Regions from separate parts of the Homo sapiens genome. Here region 2 is linked to region 1. The links are chromatin contacts, found by Hi-C or POLR2A ChIA-PET in ENCODE. All regions are on one chromosome and are shown on one strand. The core of a region is the stretch at or near the end of the contact, and the rest is flanking DNA. Distances in the headings are between cores, read along the strand shown.

Evidence for each region. A loop is a pair of places that touch in the nucleus more often than their neighbours do. ChIA-PET counts read pairs that join two places held with the same protein, here RNA polymerase II (POLR2A).
Region 2: a map with no recorded cell type shows a loop between it and region 1 (12-fold over the local background). The contact joins the promoter of GOT2 here to the promoter of MMP2 in region 1. A Hi-C loop is called at or near these places in 1 of 37 single-sample maps with no recorded cell type. POLR2A ChIA-PET finds 5 or more read pairs at or near these places in 1 of 52 experiments (AG04450).

The regions. Positions count from the first base shown.
Region 1 is chr16:55,475,572-55,482,508 of GRCh38, forward strand. MMP2 (matrix metallopeptidase 2) reads left to right here and starts at 3,627. Exons shown (of 13, transcript NM_004530.6): 1 at 3,627-4,061. The coding sequence starts at 3,909.
Region 2 is chr16:58,731,222-58,737,866 of GRCh38, forward strand. It overlaps GOT2 (glutamic-oxaloacetic transaminase 2), which reads right to left and starts at 3,095. Exons shown (of 10, transcript NM_002080.4): 1 at 2,919-3,095. The coding sequence starts at 3,007. RefSeq lists silencers at 2,420-2,509, 2,610-2,699 and enhancers at 2,822-3,440, 3,140-3,219.

The sequences.
Region 1 (6,937 bases), core at 2,377-4,876:
CTTACAACAGAAATTTATTCTCTCAGAGCTCTGAGACTAGAAGTCCAAAACCAACATGTCAGCAGGGCCACGCTCCCTCTGAAGCCTCTGGGGGAAGAATTCCTTCTTGTCTCTTCTAGCTTCTGGGTTGCAGGCAACTCCTTGGGTTGCAGGCATTGCTCCAATTTCTGCCTCCATGGTCACATGGAGTTCTTCTTGCTGTGTGTCTCTGTGTCCAAAGTTTTGTCTTCTTATCATGACAACAGGCTTTGGATTAGAGCCCACTCATCTTAACTTGATTGTATCTGCAAAGACCCTATTTCCATGTGAGGGCACAGTCACAGGCATTGGGACTTGAACATATCTTTTTGGCAACACAATTATATCCACTAAACAGCATTTTTGCATCTATATTAAGAATGACTAAAAGATGCTGCAGTAACAAACATATCCCAAAAGCTCCATGGTTCGTTGCCTAAGAGTTTGTTTTTCACTTACGAAGTCTGTAGTGGGTCTGGTTGCTTTCATTTTACGACTTTGCTAGATCAACACAGGGCTCCCAGGGTTACCGTGGCAGGGGAAGAGAGATATACAGGAGTGCACAGGGGCCCTGGAGCATATTGCATGTGCTCACCAACAAGCCCATTATCATCAGATACTGCCTGTTCTCTCCTCGTCCCCTGGGCCATTCTAGGCCCCAAGTGAGGGTTCTTGGATCTCACACAAGAAGGAATTTGAGGCAAGTCCATAAAGTGAAAGCAAGTTTATTAAGAAAGTAAGGGAATAAAAGAATGGCTATTTCATCGGCAGATCAGCCCCAAAAGCTGCTGGTTGCCCATTTTTATGGTTATTTCTTGATTATATGCTAAACAAGGGGTAAATTATTCATGCTTCTGCCTTTTAGGCCGTATAGGATAACTTCCTGACGTTGCCATGGCATATGTAAACAGTCGTGGCGCTGGTGGGAGTGTGGCAGTAAGGCTGACCAGAGGTTTTTCTCATCATCATCTTGGTTTTGGTGGGTCTTGGCCAGCTTCTTTACTGCAACCTGTTTTATCAGCAAGGTCTTTATGACCTGTATCTTGTGCCAGCCTCCTATCTCATTTCGTGATTAGGATTGCCTTAATTTACTGGTAATGCAGGCCAGCAGGTCTTAGTCTAACCCCTATTCAAGATGGAGTTGCTCTGGTTCCAATGCCTCTGACATAGTCATTGCTGGGCACAGAAGCCTCTCTCTCACTGAGTGCTGCTTCTGCAGCCATTGCCATCTCTGAATGGGCACCAAGCCCCACACTGGAAACCGATACCCTTGGAATGCCAAAACCACAGAGGCTGTGAAGAGGTACAGTCAAAGCTGCCCTCTGCCAGAGGAGCTCCAAAGCATGTTATGCAGACTCCAGAGACTTTCTGAAAAGGTTAAAACTCAAATTGGGCAAGTGTAAATGAACAACACCTAGTGAAGGGAGTCACATACAAGGCAATACAATAGAGAGTGGTGAGGACTGTGGCAAACCAAAGTATGTGCCTCATCTAAAGGGAGCAGTCACTACTCAACTTCAGCAAATTATTGCCATATGGAAACTGGCATCCAGTATTGCCAGATTTTTGGGAAATTTTTTTAAAAAAAGAAAACCAGAAAGTCAGATTTTTACATGAAGTTTCCCAAATTTCAAAATGCTGTTCAGGCTGGATTTAGCCCACAGGCCACGAGTTTGCAGCCCCTGCTTTAGTGAGATAACTTTTTCCATTTTCACTCTCAGCTCTCAGCTCTCCAACTTGGCTCTCTGGCTATCCACAGGACGTGGACATGAGCCCAGTGGGGCTGGGCCAGGAGGCAATCCCCCTTCCCAACTGACCTCAGTCTCGCCCTCTCCAAAACAGCCAAGGTTTGTCACTGGGTCAGGCTGAAGGGCCTGGCTCCCTCCTGCGGGGCAAGGTCCCTCCCAAGAGGGTCCTTTAAAACTGACTCTGGAAAGTCAGAGCACACACCCACCAGACAAGCCTGAACTTGTCTGAAGCCCACTGAGACCCAAGCCGCAGAGACTTTTCTAGCTGTGATGATCAAGACATAATCGTGACCTCCAATGCCCCCCACAAGTATATTGCTCCTGATTCTTTCAGCCCCTGACCTTACTTCTCAAACTGTTCCCTGCTGACCCCCAGTCCTATCTGCCCCCTTCCTAGGCTGGTCCTTACTGACCCCTCCAGCTCCATCCCCTCACCCTGTGCCCCACCTTTTTCAGATAGAAAAAACTTTCTTCTCCAGTGCCTCTTGCTGTTTTTCATCTCTGGGCCATTGTCAATGTTCCCTAAAACATTCCCCATATTCCCCACCCAGCACTCCACCTCTTTAGCTCTTCAGGTCTCAGCTCAGAAGTCACTTCTTCCAGGAAGCCTTCCTTGATTGTCTTTACTAGTTTAGGGGCTGAAGTCAGGCGTTCCCAACAGCCTGCTGGAGTTCCCCATCACAGCTTATCTCTCAACTGTCTTTCCTGAGAGAGGGAGAAGACATTCCTCAGAGACGGTTGTCACAGGGAGAACTTCAAAATTGGGATTCGACCTGAGAGGCCACATGGATTCTTGGCTTGGCGCAGGAAAGGATTCAAGAGTGAGTGGGGAATTCGTGGAACTGAGGGCTCCTCCCCTTTTTAGACCATATAGGGTAAACCTCCCCACATTGCCATGGCATTTATAAACTGCCATGGCACTGGTGGGTGCTTCCTTTAACATGCTAATGCATTATAATTAGCGTAAAATGAGCAGTGAGGATGACCAGAGGTCGCTTTCTTTGCCATCTTGGTTTTGGCTGGCTTCTTCACTGCATACTGTTTTATCAGTGGGGTCTTTGTGACCTCTATCTTATTAAACCAGTCTTGCCCAATTTCTATCTCATCCTGTGACCGAGAATGCGGACCCTCCTGGGAGTGCAGCCCAGCAGGTCTCAGCCTCATTTTACCCAGCCCCCTGTTCAAGATGGAGTCGCTCTGGTTCCAACGTCTCTAACGCGGGGCCCCTGACTGCTCTATTTCCCAAGGTGTATCTAGCATCTCGCACTATACGAGGCCAAGTTAAGGCTTACACATTTGCAGAAGGAAAGAGGTAAGGAAGCAACCTGGGACCTTCCACTGTCTCTGTTTCCATCTCTCTCTTTCCATCTCTGTTCATCCCAGAATCTCTCTGTCCCTATCCCTAAATATCGAAAATTTCTGTCTCTGACCATCTATCATTGTGGCTGATCATCTGTTTCTGACCATTCCTTCCCGTTCCTGACCCCAGGGAGTGCAGGGTGTCCTAGCCAAGCCGGCGTCCCTCCTAGTAGTACCGCTGCTCTCTAACCTCAGGACGTCAAGGGCCTAGAGCGACAGATGTTTCCCAGCAGGGGGTTCTGAGGCTGTGCGCCCAGATCGCGAGAGAGGCAAGTGGGGTGACGAGGTCGTGCACTGAGGGTGGACGTAGAGGCCAGGAGTAGCAGGCGGCCGGGGAAAAGAGGTGGAGAAAGGAAAAAAGAGGAGAAAAGTGGAGGAGGGCGAGTAGGGGGGTGGGGCAGAGAGGGGCGGGCCCGAGTGCGCCCCCCGCCCCCAGCCCCGCTCTGCCAGCTCCCTCCCAGCCCAGCCGGCTACATCTGGCGGCTGCCCTCCCTTGTTTCCGCTGCATCCAGACTTCCTCAGGCGGTGGCTGGAGGCTGCGCATCTGGGGCTTTAAACATACAAAGGGATTGCCAGGACCTGCGGCGGCGGCGGCGGCGGCGGGGGCTGGGGCGCGGGGGCCGGACCATGAGCCGCTGAGCCGGGCAAACCCCAGGCCACCGAGCCAGCGGACCCTCGGAGCGCAGCCCTGCGCCGCGGAGCAGGCTCCAACCAGGCGGCGAGGCGGCCACACGCACCGAGCCAGCGACCCCCGGGCGACGCGCGGGGCCAGGGAGCGCTACGATGGAGGCGCTAATGGCCCGGGGCGCGCTCACGGGTCCCCTGAGGGCGCTCTGTCTCCTGGGCTGCCTGCTGAGCCACGCCGCCGCCGCGCCGTCGCCCATCATCAAGTTCCCCGGCGATGTCGCCCCCAAAACGGACAAAGAGTTGGCAGTGGTGAGTTGCTGCGCTGGCCTCAAGGAACCACGTTTAGACAAACTTCGGAGGCAAAGGATGGGGGTGTCTCTCCCCCTGCCCTCGGCGGTGGGCACACAGCGTGGGGGAGGGGCTTCGGTAAACAGCTTGGGGGGTCTTTGGCAAGCTATTGGAGTGATCTCTTGCAAACGGTGGGGGATCTTTTGTAAGCAAAGAAAACCTTTGATAAACAATTTGGCAACCTTCAGCATACAGCAGTGGGGCGAAAAACAAGCCAGAGAGTGGGAGAGGGGTGACCTGGCAAACTACTGGAAAGGGACTCTTATGTAAATAGCGGGGACATCCTCTAGTATCTGGGACATTTGGCGGGGGGGGGGGGCGGTCTTTGTAAACAACTTTTGGACACATCTGGGCAGTTGCTAAGGGCTCTTGCCAAGCGTCTAGGTAAGCCTTTGGCAAACAGCTACAGGGGTCGTTTTTGCTAATGTAGGACTTTGGGAACGGTGCTCTGGCACACAATTTGGGTAAACTTATGCGCGCATAAGGATGGGAGGGAGCTTGGTCAAAGCGGGGCTTGGCAAATTTCTAGGAACCTTCGGCACAGATCCGGAGAGGGACCTTTAAACAAACAGCTCGAGGGGGCCATTTGGGAAGTGATTGGGGCAGGAGGGAAGCAGAGAGCGCATCTTTTTTCTCCTGGCTTAATGGACAAATTGGTCAAGGGCTGGGCCTCGGAAAGTTTCCTCGAACTTCTCCAAAGGGTCGGAGAAAAGAAGGAGAGAGCTGGCCCGGCAGGAGGGAGGAGGAGTGGGGCAGGCGCTGGAGGGCCCGGCGCGTGGGGCGGGGGCGGACTGCGCTCCGCTCGGGTCGGAGAGCGGCCAGAGAGCCCTCCTTCCTGGCTGGGCTCCCAAACCGCGGTTCAGATGTTGTCTTGTGAGCGTGCGCGCGCCTGGCTGGAGGGGCACTGAGCCTGGCCGCAGTGTTGCGTAAGTAGGGCCTGAGGAGAGAGGCAGGCCAGGGACCCATCAAGATGTCCTTTCCAGTCCAGGGGATATCTGCTCCCTTGTTGCTTCAGCCACCCTGCCCTCCAGCCTCCCCCTCAACCTGTCCGGGAGAAGACGCCCATGCCCTCTGGTCACCCTAGGAACTCCTTCAGGAGGTGACAACTACCCTCTCCCAACTCTCACCCTTCCAAACAGCTAGGTCTCAGCCCCCTCTGGATAGATGGGTTGGGAAACCTCCATACATTTTTAGAGGGCTACTTTTTTCAAGGATCTGGAGCTGGCTGGCATAATGATGTGGCTGTTGGGTGGGGGTGAGAGTGGAGCTTTGGGACAATGACAAAGCTACTTGGTTTCCTACACCTTTTCCAGCCAATGGGTCACAGGATGAACCCCTAAATTGGGGTTCAGCCTGGGGGCCACATGGGTTCTTGGCTTGCACAGGAAGGAATTCAAGAGCGAGCCAACAGAGTAAAGTGAAAACAAATTTATTAAGAAGGTAAAGGAATAAAAGGGTGATTATTCCATAGACAGAGCAGGGAATGGGCTGCTGGACTGAGTATACATATGGTTATTTCTTGATTATATGCTAAACAAGGGGTGGATTATTTAAGAGTTTTCCAGAAAAAGGGTGGGGAGTTCCTGGAACCGAGGGTTTCTCTCCCTTTTAGACCATATAGGGTAACTTCTCAATGTTGCTATGGCATTTATAAACTGTCACAGCGCTGGTGGGAGTGTCTAATGTATTTAACATGCTAATACATTATAATTAGCATATAATGAGCAGTGAGGACGACTAGAGGTCACTTTCATTGCAGTCTTGGTTTGGGTGGGCTTTCTCCAGCTTCTTTACTGCATCCTGTTTTATCATAGGGGTCTTTGTGACCCGAACTGTATATGGTGAAATCAGTCCTACCAACCTCCTGTCTCATTCTGTGACTAAGAATGCATGCCTGCCCTCCTGGGAATGAAGCACAGCAGGTCTCAGCCTCATCTTACCCAGCCCCCCACTCAAGATGGAGGTGCCTGGTTTGAACACCTCTGACAAATGGAAGTCTGTGTTGTCCAGAGGCAATGCAGTGGGGGCTTAAGAAGATAACTCTGGACTTAGACCGCTTGGCTTCAAATCAAAGAGTGCATGAACCAACCAGCTGGCCTAGTGATGATGTTAGGCAAGTGACTTCTCAGTTTCTTCATCTGCAAACTGGGAAATTTCCTATCTCAGGGTTAAAAGAGAGGTAATCTTAGGTGCTTACCTAGCACATGGTAAGTACTCAATAAGCACTAGCCATTATTCTATTATATTATTATTATTGTTATGTCCTCCATTTCCCCTTTCCTAACTACTTCCAACAAGGCTAGGACCGTTGTCAGAAGATCTCCTGGCTCCTTTCAACATTCTAACACAGTACTTATCACATACTTCATTTTGTTTTATTTGGGATCTATCAGCCTCCCTGCTAGGATTTGAACCTTAGAGACAGAATTGTCTATCTTTTTCACCTGTTTTTCCTCAGCAGTAGCACTGGGCTTGGTACATGGTAGGTATTAAAAAGTATTTGTTGAATAAATAAATGAGTCGGTTGCTCCCTGAACCTCTGCAGGGACCTGCTCAGTTTGGGCCTCAGTTTGGGCAGGGCCAGTTGTATGACTCATGAAGGACAGGACTACTTTCTTTTTGCAAATGGCTGATTCAGGATTTAAACCCAGGTCTGTCTACTGCCAGAGCCCATGCACATAGTCCTTGAATCTCTTTAGAAGAAAACAGGAGGAAAAAAGTCCCCAAGTCACCAGCCGCAAGGTAGATAAATGAGTTGATAGAGGTAAAGGAAGGATGCTGGAGTATAATGATTCCATATCACAGCCTCTGGAGCCAGATTGCTTTGTCCCAAATCC
Region 2 (6,645 bases), core at 1,845-4,344, 3.3 Mb after region 1:
CACCTCTCAAGCGATCAGGCTCGAGCGACCCTCCCACCTCAGCCTCCCAAGTAGCTGGGACTCCAGGTGCACATCACCATGCCCGGCTAATTTTTGTATTTTATGTAGAGACGGGGTCTTGCCATGTTGCCCAGCTGGTCTAGAACTCCCGAGCTCAAGCAATCCACCTGCCTCAGCCTCCCAAAGTGCTAGAATTACAGGTGTGAGCTACTGTGCCTGGTCTGTGATCTTTTAACCAATGGTTATGGTACCACAGTTGCACACTGCATTTTTAAAGTCTCACGAGACCTGCTCAGTTATTTCACCAAAAAGTAAATAATCAGAATTAAATAATTAAAAGCAAATCATTATAAATCAAAATACATTAGCATCTTTTTTTTTCTTCATTGAACTGCAACTATGTCTGATCTCATGTCACTATACATTTACAGTACAAGTCAACAAGAGAAAGTTTTATTCGCAGTGTTTAGCTAAATGATACACTTGAACTTACAAAGAGTTCCACATATTTACAAAGAGTTCCAAGTATGCCATTGGATAAATCCTCAGTTCTTCAGAATAACAACAGACAAGGTTTTATTGTATTAGAATGAGCCATTTAAATAGAAATGTCGATGAATTCAGTTTAAGTATTTTCCACTTTTACCATTTGGAGCTAGGTAAAGATCACTTCCACAGTGTAAGGAGGGAAGTCTGATCTTGCCTGAAGAGTTAACCTTCATGCCAAATATGGCATCTGATTCTGTCACCTAATCAGGTATCATTATTTAAATCTGAAGAGTAATTCCTCAACATTAGGTGCTCAACTATTTCAAGAATTTATTTTCTGGTCAGGTGGGGTTGCTTAGCCTATAATCCCAGCGCTTTGCGGGGCTGATGTGGGAGGAGTCTGAGACCAACACAGGGAGACTCTGTCTCTACAAAAAATAAAAAATTAGCTGGGTGTGGTGGTGTATGCCTGCAGTCCCAGCTACTTGGGAGGCTGAAGCAGGAGGACCACTTGAGCCTGGAAGGTCAGGCTGCAGTGAGCCATGATTGTGCCACTGCACTCCAGCCTGGGCAACACAGTGAGACCCTGTATTTAAAGAAAAAAAAAAAGGGAATTTTTTTTGGTACATATTTTGCAGCACTGTGGTTCCCCTGTGTAAGATTAGTCGAGAGAAGGAACAATAAAATCTGTAACTGGTTATGATCAATTAGTTGTAAACACCATTACACTTGGACCAGCCTATGTTCAGATTTTGATCTAAGATACAACATTAAAATGTCATACTGTATTTGTTTCCGTTGCATTACGTGAAAAATCAGGGCTTAAAATAAAAATATCCAATATAAGAGACATGCCAGCAACTGTTAATAGTGCTGAGATGTAACAGTGAATATAAAGTAGGTAAAGTCTCCGCTCTCATGGAACTTACATTCTAGTAAGAAAAATACAGAAAAGAAAAATGAGTCAGACTCTCAAACTGAAAGAATGACTAACCCTGACCCCAAGGGATTTTCACCAAGCACTAGAGCTTCAGGTGATCTAGCCAAATCCATAAAACAAGGTATTATTTTAAGATTACTGCAATAGGGAAACATACTTTCTCTTGACGGAAATTTTAAGCACTCCTTTGGTTTTCCAAATTTGTTGCATAAATAACTCCTCCTGGCTCTGGCCCACTAGGTAGGCAGACTTAAAGAGCACACGTTGACAGTGGGCCAGGAAGGAGCCAAGTCAGGAAGAGAAAAAAGTGCGAAGCCTGGGCAAAACTGTACTGCCAAGGCTGTGGGGCCTTGGAAAGGACAGATAGTTCTGCTGGCTGAAAGACACAGAGCATACATTCAAACGAAAGGCCAAGCTACGCTTTGCTCCTTGCAGTTAATACCTGCTTGGGGGTGGTTTTAAAACTCAGTTCCTTATTAAGGTAGTGCTTAAGGAGAGTGCTCCAAATCGGCTTCTTGAGTTGAATTAATCTTCTGGCTCCGGTCTCCACTGGGAATGAATTACTAGAGCTCGTTTCAAGCTCTGAAATTTCCCTCCATACTATTATACACGCCACAGTACGAAATTACGTTTGTCATTTTTTGAGCAATGACCATTTGTCATTGTCCTTCCCTCGCCTTGTTCACAGTTGTATCGTTGGCATCTGGTCCAGAGCCTGGCTCTGAGAAACTGCAGTTACGAAATATTTACTGAATGAAAGAGCACAGGGAGATGGAGAGGAAGATTGATAGCCTCCCTGCAACCGGACCTCCTTAGGGGCAATAAGGAAAAAACAAAACAAAACAAAAAAAGAGACACACTACACCTCGACCCTTTCCCAAGCAAAGGCCAAACGGGCCCCGGGGTCACAGGGACCTCGGGGGGTCGCAAGGTCAGGAGAATGCCGCACGCCAAGGTCGCAGGTGCGGGAAGGAAAGCGAGGCCCGAATGCCGGCGCCCCGGAAACCTTCCTCTCGCGCTCTTCCCGCCCAGGGCACACACGCGGCAGCCAGCCGCCGCCGGCCCACCGACTCGGGCGGGCCGGGGGCCAGGACAGGTGCGCCCGCCGCCCCCAGGGCACCCTATCAAGGGCACGGTCGTTACCCGGCGCCGCTGCCCCAGTACTATCCGCACCCCTCCCACTGAATGGGAGTCCGGCAACCGCCGAGGGCCACACTTCCTTTCCCTAGGGATTGCGTTGCACGCCTTCCTGCAGGGCCCAGTGCGGGGACCAGAGGGATGTGGGATCCTGAGGATCACTGTGGGGCACGGACGCTCAATCCTCAGTCCCCAGTAAGGGAAAGCCGAGGGGGTGGCAGAAAAGTGTGTGTGTGTGCGTGTGAGTGACAGTGTGTATTTGGGGGCCGGGAGGGGTGAATGTCCTGGGGTGCTCGCAGCTCGGCGGGGCAGGGCCATCGCCCTGGCTCCATCTCCGTTTCCCTTGGCTTACCTGGCTCTGGCAGAGGCCGCGGCGGCGAGGCCCGGGTGGAAGGCGGCGGCGATCCCGGGGAGGACGCGGCCGGAGTGCAGCAGGGCCATGGTGGACCGTAGGAGGGCAGTGGGCAGCCGCAGGACGGAGCAGAGGGCGAGCGGACACACACACAGGGAACCGGCTCCTGCTGAAGGTAAGGACAGGGACTTCCCTGGGCCAGAGCGGCCGCGTGCTGGGCCCGAGCCACGTCACAGCGATCCCTGGCGGCCGGCGGGCGGAGCGGCGTGGGCTCAGCGGAGGTCGTGGAAGAGGATGACTGCACAGTTTACCTACGCCCAGCCCTTGCTGCGCTTCATTCATTTAATCCAGCTGGGCCAGGCCTGGCCGGCCGAAGAGGTGGCTGCTGTTATGGCAGTTTGAAAGATGAGAAAATGTAGGCTGACATAGTTGACGTATTTTGTCTGATGCCTTACAGCCATTAGGACCCAAGGTGGCCTTACTTTCAACCCTAATAGTTTCCCTAAGCACAAGTCATGTCACGTCGTTCCTGAATGTTTCCTTATCCCCCACCCTTTTTTTTTTTTTTTTTTTTTTGAGATGGAGTTTCACTCTGTCACCCAGGCTGGAGTGCAGTGGCGTGATTTCGGCTCACTACAACCTCTGCCTCCCAGGTTCAAGCGATTCTCCTGCCTCAGCTCCCCGAGTAGCTGGGTTACAGGTGCCACCACCACGCCCGGCTAATTTTTGTATTTTTAGTAGAGACGGGGGTTTCACCATGTTGACCAGTCTGGTCTCAAACTCCTGATCTCAAGTGATCTGCCCGTCTCAGTCTCCCAAGACTGCTAGGATTACAGGCATGAGCCACCGCACCTGGCTTCCTTATCCCTTTTATGGAGAGGGTCGCATGTGTATTTTGTGGGGCAGTTGTGAGGATTAATAAGATTAGCAGATTATGTCTAAAACAGGGCCTGATTTAGTAAGCACAAAATAACCCATGGTCATTAATGACAAACTCGTGTATGTCAAATCCTGATAACTGTTTGTGGAAGGAAATGAATCGGTTTTGAAGGAAATGAATCGGTTTTAAAGGAAAAAGCAAATGAATTTCAGACACATCCACAAGTCAAACGAGTCTTTCTCATGTGTAGTCTATTTCTCTGATACTCGTCTCTTAAACCAAGGTAGGGGCCCGGTGTGTTGGCTTATGCCTGTAAACCCAACACTTTGGTAGACTGAGGCAGGAGGATAGCATGAAAACAAGAGTCTGAGACCAGCCTGGGTAACAAGATGAAACCCCCATCTCTTAAAAAAATAAAAAAAAATTAGCAGGATGTGGTGTTGCGTGCCTGTTCCAGCTACTCAGAAGGCTGAGGAGGGAGGATTGCTTGAGCCCATTAATTCAAGAGTGCAGGCCGGGCGCGGTGGCTCACGCCTGTAATCCCAGCACTTTGGGAGGCCGAGGCAGGCGGATCACGAGGTCAGGAGATCGAGTCCATCCTGGCTAACCCTCTCTCTACTAAAAAAATACAAAAAAAAAGTAGCCGGGCATAGTGGCGGGCGCCTGTAGTCCCAGCTACTCGGGAGGCTGAGGCAGGAGAATGGCATGAACCCGGGAGGCGGAGCTTGCAGTGAGCCAAGATCGCGCCACTGCACTCCAGCCTGGGCAACAGAGCCAGACTCCGACTCAAAAAAAAAAAAAAAAAAAGAGTGCAGTGAGCCAGGATTGCGCTACTGCACTCCAGCCTGGGTAACAGAGTGAGACGCTGGCTCTAAATAAATAAATAAATACATACATAAATAAAATAAAACCGAGATAGAACTGTGTACCTTGGCAATTTAATATCTCCTCTGTGGCTCCACGTTGCCTGAATGGTAAAGTCTAAACCCCTACTTAGGGCCACATTCTAGGTCCTTCCGGCCCAGCTCCAATTTACTGTCTCAGACCCTTATGCTCTCATATGACCTTGACCTATGCGCCTATAGGCCATGACTTGGGATTCTACCTGTGAAAAGTAAAGTAGAGATTCTTCTTTAAAGACTTTCCTCCCTGTCTAATTAGAAATAAATAGTAACTTCTCTTAAAAACAAAATGTATTCAAAGACCTGTACTAACAGTCTTAAATATCTGCTAGCCATAATAAAGAAATCAATGTACTTTATGTTCCTAGCTGCCACCATTTAGCCTAAATATTTGCCCTGGCATGCTTATACTGGTCCAAGCAAGCATTAGGTCATAGCCTGTTCCTCTTCCTTATTTGAAGGTGTTTTTACCTTTCTCAGCATTCCACAAGTTACTTCCTCCTTCCTTTGCTCTCCTCTGCCTTTGCCTCTTTTAAAAAGTTCTAAGTTGCTAGCCAATCAGAACAAATACAAAATGTGAGGACCTGTTCCAGCCAATGAAAACCGGACACAGCAGCAAGGTGGATGTATCAGGTTATAAGTGACCTTGTCTCCTTTGTTTGGTGTACTCTCATGGCAAAACTGCTGTCGAGTGTACCCTTTCTGCCGAAAGTATAAAGATGGCCTTGCTGAGGAAATTAAATTTATGTTCAAGTGCTATTTCTTTACAGCACCAAGAAACAAGAATTTCAAACATACCAGTACATCAGTTTGCTCAGACTGCTGTAACAAATCCCCATGAATTGGGTGGTTTAAAACAACAGAAATTTATTCACTCACAATTCTGGAGGCCCAAAATCAAAAATCAAGGTATTGGCAGGGTTTGTGCCTTATGGGGTCTCAGAGACTCTGTTCCATGCTTCTCCTAGCTTCTGGCAATTGTCTGCACTCCTGGGCATTCGTATGCTGTTAGAGGCATCACTAATCTCTGCCTCTGGTGTCACACAGTGTTCTCTCCCTGTCTGTCTCTTCTCTTCTTTTAAGGACACCAATCATATTGGGGTAGGGTGCATCTTAATTGCCTCATCTTCGCCTGATTACATCTGTAAAGACCCTATTTTCAAATAGATCACATTAATGGGTTCCCCAGGTTAGAACTTAAACGTATCTTTTTTGGGGGCACATTTCAACACATAACAACTACTATTCCCAAAACAATTACATGTCCAGGTATAAACCCTAGAGATCTTCTCACACATTTTTAAGGCTGTCAGTAAAGCATTGTTTATAAAAGCAAAACAGGGAACAACCTAGTCGCCCATCGATGGAGGAAGAGATGGATGTTCTGCTACAGTCTCATGATGGAGCATTACAGAACTACTAACGTGAATGAACTCAATAGATGTCACCATGGATAGACCTCAAAAACATAAACATGCTATAGAATTATACATATAATATGGTGCCACTTAGACAATATTTTTAAAATACACAAAACCATAACATACATTTATTCATAAATGTATGTAAAAGTTTGAAAAAATATGCCAAGGATATGGTTCAATACAGGATTAGGAGGGCATGAGCGTATTTGCCCTTGTGGAGGGAAGGAGACAACTTTGTCATATTAGCTTCATAAAAATTATAGATAAGAGGCAGGCACGGTGGCTCGCGCCTGTAATCCCAGCACTTTGGAGGCCAAAGCGGGCGGATCACCTGAGGTCAAGAATTAGAGACCAGCCTGGCCAACATGGTGAAACCCCGTCTCTACTAAAAATACAAAAATTAGCCAGATGTGGTGGCGCGTGCCTATAGTCCCAGCTACCCAGGAGGCTGAGGTAGGAGAATCGCTTAAACCTGGGAGGCAGAGGTTGCAGTGAGCCTAGATTGTGCCACTGCACTCCAG